2 separate regions of the Homo sapiens genome follow, and region 2 is linked to region 1. Evidence: chromatin loops called from intact Hi-C (ENCODE). Cell type or tissue: endothelial cell of umbilical vein. All regions are shown on one strand.

Region 1 (8,000 bases):
ACTGGGAGATACCTGAGAAAAATTACCCTGCATCCCAGTTCATTATGACCCTGTGGCTCATAACAAGATTCGGGCACTTTAATTCCTTTACTGGATTGTAAATTTCCTGACCATTAAGTTACATGATTAATCCTCATTTACCCCCAGTTCTCAACTTCAAAAAGAAATTAAGCCCCAGAGATGTTGTATGGGTATCCAAAATGCATTACAGATTTCCAAACAAACAAGATTAACGCCAACCCAGCAATGCTGACTCCCAGGCCTACATTTGTCTTAATGACTGTTATTCCTCAAGGCAGTAATGAGTCTTGCCACTGGGTGCTAGACTGTTGGCCACCTGAACCTCATACTTATTGCAACCTGCAGTTAAGGCCTTGGCATTCATTCAAGCCCCAGCCTTGAATCATCTGTTTGAAATTCAGACCTGGGCCGGGCACGGTGGCTTACACCTGGAATCCCAGCACTTTGGGAGGCTGAGGCGGGTGGATCACTTGAGGTCAGGCGTTTGAGACCAGCCTGGCCAACATAGCAAAACCCCATCTCTACTAAAAATACAAAGGTTAGCTGGGCATGGTGGCACGTGCCTATAGTCCCAGCTACTTGGGGGGCTGAGGTAGGAGAGTTACTTGAACCCAGGAGGCAGAGGTTGCAGTGAGCTGAGATTGTGTCACTGCACTCCAGCCTGGGTGACAGAGTGAGACCTTGTCTTAAAAAAAACAACAACAAAAAAAACCTGAAGGGTTCTGCTCCGGGAGACTGGAATCTGGAATTGCAGTACTGATGGGCCAGAGGATGCCATGCCCAGCATCACTCGCTTGGCAGGACACACTGGCTAAGCGCTCCGACTCTGGACAGACAGCTCTGAGTTTAATCTCTTGCCTGTCGTTTTTGAGCTACGAGATTTTGGGCAAGTCTCACTTCCCCCATCTGTAAAATGGAGAGACTGCCGATAGCATCTATTTCATGAATCCTGTATGAGGACTAAATAGAATGATGTTTATATATGCATATAAGGTGCCTGAAATATATTCATTGACTGTTAACTTTTAATATCAACCATGCCATTTTTCTTATTAAAATTGACATAATGATTAATCAGATTTATTAAATTGTCTAGGAGAGAGAAGTCAAACCATAAACTACTATTAGAAATAGGAAGAGTTAAGCCCAAAAACTGATCCCTTCCACAAGGAAAGCACCTCAGTGCAGATGGTTTGGAAAGAGCTCTTTGACATTTGGCTCACCCTCAAGTTTCCTGTTCATAATCACAGGTGACTTCACATGGGTCGTAACAAGGACATCCTAAATGAAAAGTGAGAAGGACCATCTCTAACAAAAGCCGGGGGAGCTCACTCACTGCGCTGAAGGCCCTGTGAATGGGTTAACCATCCTGGGGGCAGAGCAAAGCAGTGTGACAGCTTCCCAAGAAGCTATTTTTATCTTGTGTTTTGAGCATCTGACTCAAGCTGGGTAAAAGGGTTCATTTTCTCACTTGGAAAGTTTTCAAAACACCAAAGGATTTGGTCAAGAGGGAAATATACTCACTCCAGCCAAATCTTTTTCCGTGGTCAAAAAAAAAAAAAGGCCAGCAAAAATTTAATCATAAATCTGCTTCCGGCAATATATGGACCCATTCAGGGGAAGTTGTCATTTGTTTATCAGTAGCAGACAGCAGCTTCCTGCAACCAACAGCAGCTGTCACCCTGCAAAAGGACATCTTTTCATTTTCATGAAGAGTAGTGAAAATTTTAAGGCAAAGCAAATGACAAAATATTTGACTGCATTTATCTGCCTTTTGGCTATTTTTACCCCTGTGCCATGCAAACGCCTTACAGGCTTTCCTGACAACATCTTACTTTTTATTCTAGTCCTGCTTAGCAGCCAAGGCATAGTGTTGCCATTTAAATTTTACAGATGGTGAAAGCTGAAACCCTGAAACTTCAGTAACATGAACACGGTGGGGCCAGAACTGGAAACCACTCCATGGTTGATTTAAAACTACCCCAAGTCCCAAGGGAGACACAACGGTCATCAGGGAAATGGGAGCGAATACCAGTTCTGTGTCAACTTGGAGCAGGGCAAAGTGGTGACCTAGGAAAACACACAGTCTAACTGCTGATTTCTTCCCCAGTGAAGAACTTGAGGTCTATAACACAGCATCATGTGTCTGCAGCGTAAGAATTCTGTTTTCTCAGCTAAGAATGAAGTATGAGATCACATGTTTATTGCTGCCGTTTACTTCCCACAATTCCTTTTTACATATTCATACTCTGGGTATTTTTTTTCTACATACCTCTGCCAGACTATGTCGTTCTCTTCTCATCCAGAGTTACCCTAGTTATTTTGCTAAAGTACCTGATCCCATTCATTCACTCATAGATCTTACACTGAATGCCGGCCATGGGACCTAGGGCTGGGAACCTGGGGACACAAAGATGAATGAGTCTCAGTTCCTAACGTCAAGGGGTTCAGGGGCTACCAGGGAAAACCGACATGTAAAGATGTAGGTAGATCTGTAAAGAAACGTCCTGGAAACCACAGAAGTAATTGTCTCTGATGGGTGAGGAAAGGCTTTCTTTTCTCCTTGATACCTCTCCTGAGTGCCTCTGGTTGCCTCACTTTGGCATCTCATCTCTGCCCTGCCCACTCTGCCCAGTCCCCCTTGGGTATTGACATTTCTGCTAATATCTCCCTCTCTGCACTTCAGATCAGACCTCCAACCCCTAAAGTTATGATTGCAGGTCACAGAGGACAGGTTTGTGCACATAGTACTAATTTTTTCAAATATCTTAGCCATGAGCAGTTATTTTGTAGAGTAAATCAATGCTAATTCTTTAGAGCAAAGCAACATTAAAGTCTTTTTCTTTTTTTTTTTTTTCCTGAAGCACATTCTGAAGATTATAATCTACAAAGAGTACTAAAATGAGAAAGGATCCCTGGGCCTAGCTTGGTACTAATTTTTATTCATCTGATTTATAGAGTGGGTAGGTGAGGTAATGTCCTCCTCATCTCTGGACTGGGGATATGCTGACAGCTCCATCCATCAGGCAAGCTGTCAGAGCATAACGCTTCAAAGAAGCTGTTAAACAAAGGTCCAAATGGCTAACACTTCTAGGAGATGAAAAAGCAGAAGTTAACCTTAGTGTCCAGGGAAAAGTATTTTGCTCATCTAGTAGAGAAATGGATGTAGCAGTAAAGTCTTTAGACAAAGGTATTAGAATTTAAAGACAAATTCCAAATACATGCCTGGATTTCTGCTGCCTTTATGATTCTGGAAGCAATTCCTGGTTAAAATGTATTGATAAATAATCAGCCAGCAACGTTGATCTCACTGAAACTAGGATCCATCTTCATTAGCAAATTTAAGGATCACTTATGTCTATAAATATAGGGCAGAAGAAATAGAGGGGATGTAATCCAAAGTCCGCGGTTATGCCTGTCCACCAAGGAGCTGGATTGCAGCTGGTGGTCTTTAACAATTAGGGGCATGAGAAGGACAATGATCATTTACACAATGACATTAATAGTGTAGTTGGTGACCATTTTATGGTATCTTGAAGAATTTTAGGCACATACAAAACATCCAAAGGACATATTTTAGCTGCTAGGTTTAGTATATTTTCTTTCTTTCATTTCAACACCTTCAATGCCTTTCAACAGTTTTAGATCCCTCTGAGTTTTAGATCATCCAAGTTCCTCAAGGACAGAGAGAGGTTCCATTAGAGCATGACAGACTCATAGAACGACCTCTTTTGAAATCTAGGTCACACAGACAGCGAAAGTATCTCCAGTGGTCTCAGAGATCCTGGCCATGGCTCGGGGCGTGGAGAATAGCTTCAAGAATGGGGGCCTATGCAAGAGGGCCCTCAGCCGGCAGATGGCACTACAGTGTTTGGCAGTCTGAACTTCGTGCGTGCTCTTTAATAAGGGCCTTTTCTCATCATTCTACTCAAAGTGTTGTAATTCCCTCTGATTGTCTTCTCTGCCCTCATTTGACTTTGCTGAGTCATTCCATGCTGTGTCATGAAACTCTGTGCTGCTGCAGGAGACTCAGAAGAAGCTCTAAACACTTTGTGGCTGTTGGGATAACTCAACATGGGGGGCAGGCTGCCATGCCAAGAACCCCAGTGAGGGTGGCTGAGGAGAGGGTCTATGTACGGGGGTAGTGTGAACCCGAGGGTGATGAGGGAGACATAGCTTTGGGTGGCTCTAAGCCTCTCAAAGCATTTGAAGACTCCACTCTAAGTGAACCCTCCACCTCCCCACCTCTCTCTCTCTCACTCCCCTGCCCTGACCCAAAGGCTCCAAGTATCCATATTGCATGGGCAAGTGCATTCTCCTACAGGAAAGATGGGGATGCATGTCAACCTCATAAGCCCCACATAGAAGGGAGATTTCTATCTCCCAGCTGTGCCTGTCTCATTTTGCTTGGAGAAAGAAGGGGATCACAGAGGGGTGGATCACATGCTCCATAAAGGCAAATATTCTCCCCTAAAGAGAACCTCTTTGCTCCCACTGTTGGAGTTGGTGTCAAGGTGGAGTGGGGATGGGAAAGGATATATTTTTACAATCCTCTCCTAATGTCTAAGGAGGAAGGATCCCAAAGAAGATCCCCTAGTTGCTGAAGGAAGATGGGGGTGTTAAATTGATTCAGGTGGGTGGATGCAAATTGGAAGGGGGGAGGACACCTAAATTATTCTACATAATCAGAGGAGGAAAGAGATCAAGAGAAAAACTGGTGGGAGGCAGGGAGGACAAGAGAGAAGGAGACAACTAAGGTGGAGATTTTGATGAAGTGTTGTGTAGTGCAGCGTTTGATATATTCTCTTCTCCATCTTTCCAGAAACAGCCTGGAAAACCGACATTACCAAATAGTGCTTTACGAGTTCTATTGAGGTGGGGAGAAATGAAATTTGAGGAGGGGTTCAGTCTTGGGGAAGTGTTTGTGCGTGATCAAAAGGCAGGAGCAAGAACTGCCCGATGTGCTACGCCAGAACTGAACAACGTGATATAACTAGTGAAGAGTGAGGGACAGCACTCCACTTGGGTCTACTATTGCTATGGCCAAGGTCATTTTGCAGTGTCAGGGCCACTCTCCAGGTGAGTTATGGGGAGAGACCACAAAGAACCTGGAGAGATAGCATGTTTCATCCACCTCTGCTACTCTGCCAGTGATCTGAGAACAAAAGGCCCTCCCAGCCTAAAAGCAGGAATTTAGTGGGGCTCAGTGGAAGTGTTTGTTTTGATAAGAAGCTGCTTTAAAGCCACCATATGTTTGGTTTGATGGTGACACATGGCTGTAAGTGCAGCCTGGGCCCAGATACTAGCTTAGTCAGTGGTTCTCTACGTGTAGGCCCTGGTCCACAAATAACGATGTCACTTGGGAACTTGATAGAAATGTCAACTCTCAGACGCCAACCAAATCTGCCGAACCAGACACCTGAGAGGTAGGGCCCAGTGATGTTGTTAAACAAGTCCCCTTGGTGATCCTGATACATCCTGACATTTGAGAATAACTGGATTATGCAACAATTCTAAATGTTTGGTATCTGAACCCCAGTAGGGCTTGTCAAACACAGAATCCCAAAATCTCTAGCACAGACACCAGAGATTTTGGCTGTGTAAGCCTTGGGTGAGCTTGGCACCCTTTGTTTAATAAGCTCTGCAGTAATTCTTGTCCCCATCTAAGTTCGGGAACCACTAGAGCAACAGATTAAGAAGAAACTGAGTCCATATCCTGAAATTATGAGCTAATGTGGCTGGCAAATTGAACAACTTATTGAAACAATAGAGACCTTCCAGGATAAGTAAAGGAGCTTAATTAATGTTCCCAATTAATACAGGATGTCCTGCAGCTCATGGAGAGGAAGCTTTGGAGATTATACTTAGGGAAGAATTCTTCAACCTTAAGCTCAAAGCTTGACTTCAGAGAATTCAAGCAGTTATGGAATAAATGGGGCCCCAGGGAGTAACCCAGAGACTAATTCATACCTCACAGGGCAGCAGCTGTGGCCCCAAGTGTCCAATGCAGATAGGGCAGGGCACCCTGCTTCTCCAGGCAGGATCTAGAGTTCAAGAGTAGTCCTTAGAATCACCCAGGAGTTAGGAGGTGGGCACAAATGCAGATTCAGGTTCCTGAGCCCCTCTCAGGCCTGCTGAATCCATTTGTAGGATTGGTGACCAAGAATCTAAATTCCTACTGTGTGCCTTAGCTGTCTGTCATGCACATTCCAATTTGAGAACCACTGATCACCGAGTGTGGTTAGCATCACTTACACTTTGGTGAAAGGCAAAGACTATCCATGCAGTTCCAGGGTCAAAAGCTCGTGGGCCAGGCGCAGTGGCTCACGCCTCTAATTCCAGCACTTTGGGAGGCTGAGGCGGGTAGATCATGAGGTTAGGAGCTCAAGACCAGCCTGACCAACACGGTGAAACCCTGTCTCTACTAAAACTACAAAAATTAGCCGGGTGTGGTGGCACGTACCTGTAATCCCAGCTACTTAGGAGCTTGAGGCGGGAGAATCACTTGAACCCGGGAGGTGGAGGTTGCAGTGAGCCGAGATTGTGCCACTGCACTCCAGCCTGGGCAACAGAGCAAGGCTCTGCCTCAAAAAACAAAACAAAACGAAACAAAACAAAAACAAACAAAAAAAAGCTTGTGGCCTGGAGGGAGAAGCAGGGAAGATCCATCTCTCACATTTCCACCTTGGGAAGGGCAGAGAGTCCTTGGTTGTGGGTGAGGCCACTTAAAAATTAGTTTCCATGTGTAGGCAAAACACGTAATATTTGAGATATGCAATATGTAGTATTTAAATATATTAAGTTTAATATAGCTCCATGGTAAGAGTGCTTGTCTTCTGTTTAAAATATTCCCACGAGTAATGGGAAAGTAAGAAAATGCCTAGCCAGCAATATACCATAAAATTTCCTAGGGAAATTGCTTTGATATAGCTATAAATATAAGATTTCCCATAATATTCAATTTCCTCATTTCTTGTTTATTTTGTAATCCCATTTTCCTTAGCGTGTCCAGTTGAAAAATTCCTTAAGTAATAATTAAAAAGAAGTGAGCAGGTGCATGTTTTGGAGACGGTAAGGAAGGGTTGCAGTTAGGAGGGCTGGAAAGTCTGTGTTCCACTCTGCAGGGGAGCGTGCAGGAGGAAGAGAAGCCCAGGCCGAGGGGTCACGAGGGGTTACCAGCGAAAGGAGGGTGAGCCCAATCCCTGAAGCCTCCAGAAGTGGCCAACAGGAGAATGCATCCGAGTGTCCCGTTACTATTTTCACTGAGTCCCTCTCAAAAGTTGAACTGCCCACTCATCAATTTGAATGTTTTTCACCAGTTAACCCAGTCTAACAATAGGTTTTGGAGTACACATGCCTGTGATTTAGAAGTAACAAGACACTTTACATCTTTCCCTAAACATTTGCATGTCTACTTCTACAGCATAGACTTGTAGTATCTTTAAAACCCTTTTCTCCCAAGTGCAGCCTCATTAGAAGTCAACTGGCCTTCTGACTAGCATTTCAGACTCTGATTATTATACCAAAATCCATTAAACACATAAAGTCTCTTATTGGAACCTCCAATTAAACCTCAAGTCTCATAAAAGAGAATGAAGTGATTATAGGAAAGTGATCTAATACTATGCGAAGTGTTGGGAATGATAATGCTGGGAATGAATGCGGTGCCTTTTGCCCAAGGAGCTAAAATTAACAAAATCTAATTTTTCCCAATTCGAAATGATATAGAAAGGAAAATGTAAATAAAATGACTCGGAGTAAGTTCAATATAATGCTAACTTTCATTCAAGGTAAACCCATGGGTTAGTTAGAACTAAACAAATTAATTGTTCCTGGTGAGCCCCAGGGATTGGCTCACTTTCCCTTCCCTAATACCCGCTTCTGACTCCGTAACTTGTTCTTTTTAGCCCAAGAGGGCCTTTTGTTCTCAGATCACTGGCAGAGTAACAGAGGTGGTTGAAAGACGCCATCTCTTCGGG
Region 2 (8,000 bases), 68 kb after region 1:
AAGGATTTCCCTCTGGTAATGCTAAGCCAGGAGAAGAGTCCTGACCCTACAAAGGCCCGGAGTACTGGTGCCCTGGGGTCCAACATGCTGCACCTATGGAAAGCAGAAACGTGGGCTGGGCTGGCCTGAAAAGATGAGACTAAAGCCAGGACTGGGATTTGGTGGCAGTAAAAACCAGGGCGCCTAAGGCCACCAGCAGGATCATCGTCAATAAATGGGGAAGTGTAGACTTCCTTCAATTACATGAATTAGGGCTCACATGACCTTGTTTCCATGTATTAAAGTCTAAAATAGAGTCAGATTTAGGTGGTTAGGGGAAATTAAAGAAGAGTTTAAACCTGAGATCAATTTTCACTTTCCTTCTTGGGTCATGTCTTACGGAAAAGTCTGCAAGTACATATGGCATTGAACTTTTTGTTAGAAGTATCAATTGTTCAACAATATTTTTTAACATTTAAAATATGACTTTCAGAAATAGAGTTTCTAGTAAATGACAGATTCACTGACTTGAGCCAATCATTTCCAGTATTTTGGAAATAAAAGTTTCTCCAAGGCCCTAAGTTGTTTTGGAATCTATTTCCAAAATATCAGAAAGGAGAGCAGGTAGGGTCTTTTCTTGGCATTCACTATAACTTAGTTCAAACACAATTACTGTAACATAATGCTGTGACCTTACTACATCAACACAAATTTAGAAAGCTCTTTAACATCATAAAGAAAACCAGCTCAAGCAGCTTGCTGTGTACACCAGGGGTCCCCAACCCCTGGGCCACAGGCTGCTATCAGTCTGTGGCCTGTTAGGAACCACGGCACACAGCAGGAGGTGAGTGGCAGACGAGCAAGCGAAGTTTCATCTGTATTTACAGCTGCTCCCCATTGCTATCATTGCCACCTGAGCTCCTCCTGTCAGATCAGCAGCGGCATTAGGTTCTCATAGGAGCGTGAACCCTATTGTGAATGCGCATGTGAGGGATCTAGACTGTGCGCTCCTTATGAGAATCTAATGCCTGATGATCTGTTACTGTCTCCCATCATCCCCAGATGGGACTGTCTGGTTGCTGGAAAACAAACTCAGGGCTCCCACTGATTCTATATTATGGTGAATTATATAATTATTTAGTTATATATTACAATGAAATAATAATAGAAATACAGTACACAACAAATGTAACGTGCTTGAATCATCCCAAAACCATGTGCCTCCCCGGTCCGTGGAGAAATTGTTTTTCACAAAACTGGTCCCTGGTGCCAAAATGGCTGGGGACTGCTGGTGTAGACAATAATGATTTCCTATATTCACTTCTCTATTGGGCAGCTGTGATGAGAACGCAGGTCGCCACCTCTGTTCTCATAACACTGCATGTGCCTCGAACACACGTTCAGTCTTATTTATTTTTCCACCCCAGCATCAACAGTGTGGCAGGCATTCAATGAATGTCAAACGAATGAATGAATGAATGAATGAATGAACGAATGAACTGCTACAGATACAAGATGAGATTTAGAGTTTCTTTCTTCAGGTCTTCCCCTCACCTTCCCTACTTCTCACTAGCAAAGGTACCAGTAGTGACACTCTCAGCTCAAATGTTTTGAGTCTATAAAAACCACTTTATTACAGTATAAATGTTATTAGGTTAAAATATAACTGGGCAATTACAGATAAACAGATTAAAGAATTTCAGCTTTATCCAGCTGAAGAAATTAAGCCTTACTTTGCAATCCCAGATGCCCAGACCAGATGTGAGTCAAGTATTTTCTTCTCAGCTGAGGATATGTATTTTCTTACAGCTATGCTGCTTGTGTCACAGGCTCAGCTCTGCCAGCCTTTGCCATTCAGGGATGAGAACAGTTAGAACTGGCTGTCCTGCTTCAACTTACAACTCAAAACTAATGTCAGGGAGTTTTGTGAGTCTCCAGACTCTAAAACAAACATGGTTCATACGTCTAGAGAATTTTCTTCCTCTTATAAACCCATATACACACGTAAAGGCACTTATATAAAATGTAATGATAACAGAAGGCAGTATTGCAGGATAAACAATGGGTAACATGTCTTAATGGCAGCCAAAGAATTTTCATCCAAATTTTAAAGTATGAGGGAAATAAATAATTAAATCTTTTATTTGTTAAGAAGCAGTGTTAGCTCTCAACCACAAAGTGAAAGCCAATAGAGAAACTAACACATATCCAGAAAATATTAATTTATTATAGTTATGATTTAGCCCATTTAATTCAAGCTCTATAAGGCTGCTAAGTGAGCCTTTATCAACTGTATGGAGAGAGAAAATGGGATTTATCACTGTGGCAGACACTGTTGGTTGCCTTACTAATGTCCTTTTCCCTGCTGGCTGAGCTGGCTTCCTGCGAAAAAGCCTGACGACATCCACGCTAGCTCTCCCACTCTCCTCTGAGGCTAGCGCATGGAAATGTATCCACTTTCGGCCAGTGGGACTTAGGAGACATCTGGTGTGGAGCTCCTGGGGATGAGAGACACTGAGAGAGACTCCTTCCCTTCTCTGTCACTAAAATATGACATGATGTTTGGAGCTGAAGTAGACCACCTTGCAACGTGAGAGGAAGGTCAAAAGACTCTCACAGAAGTTGGCTCAGAGCCCTGACATCTTTGAGATGCTGAATCAAACGTGGAACTACCTGTCCCCAGACCTCTGGAATAAAAATCAGGGTTTTAGGCTGCTTTTCGTTAGGCATTTTGTCACTTGCAGTGTACAGCATCATTACATGGTTTGGTTCAAACATTTTCTCCTTCTGGGTTTCCTATTTCAGTCAATAGCACAACAGTCACTCACACTTAAAAACTTCATGTCACCCCTGAGCCCTCTCTTGCCACTGTTGTTCACATACAGTTAGCATTATTACCTTCATAATTAATCCAATAGGGAGTCAAAGCCGGGCTGATTTCACTGTATTAAGGCAAAAATCAAATGCAAAACAATGTGTAACATTTCACTTTTTCTCCTCAAATACAAAGTAGCTGTTGGGCAGCCAGTAGCTACAAAACTGATTTATTCCTCAAAGGAATTTTATAATCAGCTTTTTTGCAGCCCTTAACTTTCTGTCCTGAAGATGCTTTTGTGCAATCATCATGTATCATCTGGCATCTGGGCTGGCTTCAGTAGCTTGCTCAATGACCAAGAGAATGCCGTGGATGTGACACATGGGACTTCTGATACTAGGTCAGGAAAGGCTTGCAGCTTCCATTTGCCGCTCTGGGGGTTCCCAGCTGTGGGCAAGAAGCCTGACTACGTACATGCCACTAGGCTCCAAGAAGCCAAAGCCACAGGGAGAGGGCCTGGAGAATGAAATGCCACATGGGGATAGGGAGGCCTGGGAGCACCAAGATGCAGACATGTGCATGGAGAAGCCTCTGTGAGAGTGGATCCTCCAGCTCCAGCTGCCCCAGATGTGGACCAGAGACTGACTACTCAGTGGTGCCCTTCCCAGATTCCTGACCCACAAAATAATGAATAAAACAGAAGGTTTTTGTGAACTCACTAAATTCTGTGGTAGTTTTCTACACAACAAAAGACAACTGAAACAATCAGCTTACAAGGCCTACTGGTACCAGAGCACTTTTTAAAAAATCTTATGTGACTCATCACCCAAGACACTACGGTTATCTGTGTGTACGTCTTACCTACACCCAAGAGAACGGAACAGGTGTGTCTACCATGGCAGGCAGCAGTGTCTCTACACAGAGCAGGGTCTATGTTTCTAATGGAAGTGTTATGTGCTCCTGAATGTATGTTAAGAGGTTGTTTGTGTTTAAAGCAAATATGCATTTTTATTGTGATAATCTCTGGTTAGAAGACTGAGATGTGAAGAAAATTTTGTATTAATATTTAAAATGATTATAGACTACAAAAAGTATCTGTGAATCATTCAAAGTATTGCCAGAGAAGACAAAGGCCACCAAGTGTGTCACATGGACATTTTTGTAGTCCTTAATACATTTAGAGCAAGAATAGAGGGGACACTAGGAAGGCAGAAGAAGAAAATCACCATGTATGTTAGAAACTATGAGGCTGCTTTGCAAACTACATGTATGATGTATACCAAAGAGGTATGCCTTACTAGGTCTGCCTTTGTATACCAAGAGGTATGCCTTACTAGAGTCTGCCTCATTTAAGGGAATGCGGTGTGCATGCGTGTGTGTATGCATGCACGCACATACATGTGCATGCTCGCATCTGCATTTCAAATAAAATGAAATTCTTTTTCTTCAAAGGACACCAATTTTTCTATTATGAAGTCTTTCTTAGTACCAAATGACTCAGGAGTTTAATATCCCTCTTGTCTAGACATCCCGGAAGTTGACTATTATAGAACTGCAGTTATTGTTCCTGGGCCACACAATAGTCTGGCTAAATCAAATGAATGTTTTTGAAATGAGCACACTCTGCATAGTCTTCTTTGTGTGTAGATATAATTAGGGTTGTTTCTGCCTCTCAAAAATAGAGGGCCAGAGATCTGGTGTGGCTTGTATGCTGAAGCAACGTTTTCTAGATACCAAGCTGCTCTGAAGAGCTCTGCACCACATATCTGAACGTGGTGCTCTTCTCTGAGGCTGCCCACTGCACTTGCCTTTCAGGTCCCCGCAAAATGCCTGGGAAGAAAGAGTCCCTGGGGCTGGATGTGCTCTGGGATGAGCATGCATCTCCTCACTCTGCCTGGGCTCACGCGATCTGCTCTCTGTGAAGAAGTCAGAGGTTCTCTAACAGCCTGCCCGATGGGAGCAGGGCTAGGAAACGTCCTGAACGCTCTATTGGGACAGCTAGTGACCTCTTTGTCTTCTAGGTTCTACCAAGAAACGTAATGTACGCTTGTGTTCTCAACAGCCTTCTGAATGATGGCCACAACATGGCAGTATTTAATATGGCATCGCAGACTAAGTATCGGCTCCCCTGCAGATGATGATGTGTGTTTTAGGCAAGTTTATTTTCAGCCACTTTAACTGTTAAATCTAATTGGTAATTTAATATTTCAGTCCACTATAAAATCTAAATAAACAACTATACAAAATGACTACCACAGAAAGGGCCAAACGAAATTGGAAAAATAACTATACTGACCTCTCACAGTGGCTCTGGTTATGAAATACAAACTTTCTATGTCAAGGTGTATTGCTGTAGAAACATTTTAATCGGTATGGGAAAACATAATAATAAAACTGTTTGGGGGTAGGTCTGAGTGGGGCCAATGAGTTGAACCTTTGTTATTCAGAAACAACTTCTGATATTTATGTTTATGGCAGAAAGCTGCACATTTATGAGCAAATGAATGAGTTTACAGCGAGCGTGCGGCAGCCTGGAAATAACTGCTGAATGATTTTACCATCTCGAGCACTGTGCACACTGTGATGTCGGGGCAGAGCAGGGTGAGGACTAGAGGGTATCAAACGTATATGGGCAGGTACTAATTATCCCGTGAGGCATGATACTAACTGCATCTAAAATTGCATCACCTCACTGCAGTAGCCACTGATAATCCAGCAAATGCTTAAACATCGGGCAGAAGAAACATTTATATCAAACTGGCTTTCTCAATATGACTACCTGGTTTTATTCTGCTGAGCTCAAACTTTACATGTACTTTAGAAAAATGGAATAACCACATGTAGATACTGCAGAGATCAACTTGGCTAGTGGACTCTGATGCTGAAAAAAACAACACACTGGACCAGGTTTGAATCTGAGTTCAGCTACTCACCAACCATAACCTCTCTGATCTTTCAACTACTACCTTTATAATTCATCAATAAAGGGAGTCAATGTCAGTAGCACTGATTTCACTGGATTTAAAGAAGAGAAAATGATGTATATAAAACATGGCACTTTCTCCCTTCAAATATGAACCTGTATTTAGAGCAGTTCCCTGCAGTCCATAACATTTTTTTGGACCCCACTATTCTGTTTGGCTTTAAGTATATGCTAGATATTGACTGTATTAATTAGAGATAATCCTGGTATGACAAACATATTTTTCTAGAACTAATGACTATTATGTCAGGCTGACAAGTATAATTAGGCAATAAATCCTCAATCAGTCTGGTTCAATTTGCTACAGGGAAGATGAGGTCTCTGCCATCTTTGTCAATTTATGTTTAAAATATGTGTGAGTACTATTTCTAAAGAGAGGAGGTGGCTAAAGGAATTCACAATTTACGTTGCATGAAACACACTCTTTAAAATATTCTACCTTTTCAAGGAACCATATTTCAAACAAGCGCCGGAACCATGGCCACGATAAGAAAGTCACAAAGTGCTAACTTGGATTTCATCAGAATCAACAGCATTTTCTAGTAAATCAAAATCATAGGCCTATTTGTTAGAGGCAATAGCGTTGAACTCGGCCCTGGGCCACTCCTGAGCCCATCCTGGATTGGTTTACTGAGCTATTCGATAAACCCTGGTACAGAATCTATGGCACGCAAGAGTGCTGGACAGGGCTGGGGCAGGCACGCTCAATCTATCAGCAAGCACAGACACCAGAGAAAGTAAGAATATGTGAGGAGAGTCTGTTTCTAATTTGGGGTCACGCTCAAGTACAAAGAAGCTAGATCTGGTTGGTGGTACCAGTTTCAGAAGATGATCTGACTTGAATATAGTTGGGAAAACATGAACACCAAAGGCTGCAGCCAGAGAGTTGGGCAGGTGACATTCACATGCTTTGTGGACACCTGGTCCCAGGAATCCTACCATTTCCAATTAGATGAAAAGCTCCTTGAGGGTAAGAACTCCAGTCTTTTTAAACCAGCCTTCAATTCCAGCAGTGTACTGTTTCGCTAATAGTACAGATTGGGCTGAATCTCCAATCCAACACGGGCTGGCTGTAGGACTCTGGGCAAGTTACGTAAGTACTCTGGCCTCAGTTTTGTCACCTGTACAAGTGCTGGCCTTGTCCCCAGAAAGGTCACTGCTGTCTAAGAATTGAGTTTCAACTACTATATCTACCCAGTTTATGACAAATTGCTAAATAAGTGAAAGGTTCATATTGAAGTTTGTATGGATTTTTTCATTGTGTTTTAGAACGTATTAAGTCAACCTAATGTGCAATCTATTTTTTTTTTCTTTTTTGAGACAGGGTCTCACTCTGTCACCTTGGCTGGAGTACAGTGGCACAGTCACAGCTCATTGCAGCCTCAATCTCCCAGGCTCAAGCAATTCTCCTGCCTTAGCCTCTTGAGTAGCTGGGACCACAGGCGCACACCACCACACCCAGCTAATTTTTTGTATTTTTTTGTAGAGATGGGTTTTCTCCACGTTGGCCAGGCTGGTTTCTAACTCCTAGGCTCAAGCGATCTGTCTGCCTTGGCCTCCTAAAGTGCCGGGACTATAGGTGTGAGCCATTGCACCTAACCCAATCAATTCTTTTTATTGCTTTATTTGTCCCACATCTTTTGGAAAACAGGGGCAAAGTGTAGCTTTCCCACATAAGAATGCTGTGACTCAGTCACATATCTATATAAACATGTTCACATTACCAATCACACACTGTACATTAGTTACCATAAATGAAAACCAATCAGGACTTTCAAAGTTCTTCTGCCTTTTCGTCTCAGTTTTGAAAGCACACACTTTAATGCAGACTCTGATGGCACCTCCCAACAATGACTCCGTGTAGCAGCTCCCTACAAAGCATGAGACGATGCAGCAGGGGTGCAGATCTGAAAGCGTCACATACCACAGTGTGAGGCAATGCTCTGAAATCACACCCATCTCAACACACACACACAGCAGGCATCGTAACTGCTGGTCACTTCAGGGACTGATCCTGCAGTAAGGACCACCCATGGTTACCTAGAGAAAGGTAGGGAGGGCCACACTCACCTGATAAGAGATGGAGAAAGTGACCCTGAACAACCCCATTCTTTAAAACAGCATTGCATTTGCTTTTGAACATTTTATGTTTCCAGATGTGAGCAAAATGCCGCAGGGGAAGAAATGAAGGTGCAACATTCTTGTGAAATGCCAAGTGCTATA

Evidence for each region. A loop is a pair of places that touch in the nucleus more often than their neighbours do. Peaks named below come from ENCODE experiments on the same cell type or tissue, not always from the same donor. Only the 100,000 strongest peaks of a DNase experiment are listed, where the experiment ranks them.
Region 2: it touches region 1 in a loop (5-fold over the local background); 3 of 110 quality-filtered maps call a loop at or near these places.

The regions. Positions count from the first base shown.
Region 1 is chr14:56,336,162-56,344,161 of GRCh38, reverse strand. All of the region lies in intron 5 of LINC02284 (long intergenic non-protein coding RNA 2284), which reads right to left. Among named protein-coding and RNA genes, the nearest start is that of LINC02284, 29 kb to the right of the region's middle. In endothelial cell of umbilical vein, a CTCF peak has its summit at 3,876 (motif pointing right); DNase peaks (open chromatin) are centred at 1,531, 2,041 and 3,951; H3K27ac peaks cover 2,516 bases.
Region 2 is chr14:56,268,537-56,276,536 of GRCh38, reverse strand. All of the region lies in intron 2 of PELI2 (pellino E3 ubiquitin protein ligase family member 2), which reads right to left. Among named protein-coding and RNA genes, the nearest start is that of LINC02284, 38 kb to the left of the region's middle. In endothelial cell of umbilical vein, no CTCF peak of the experiment used is centred here; a DNase peak (open chromatin) is centred at 4,346; H3K27ac peaks cover 3,514 bases.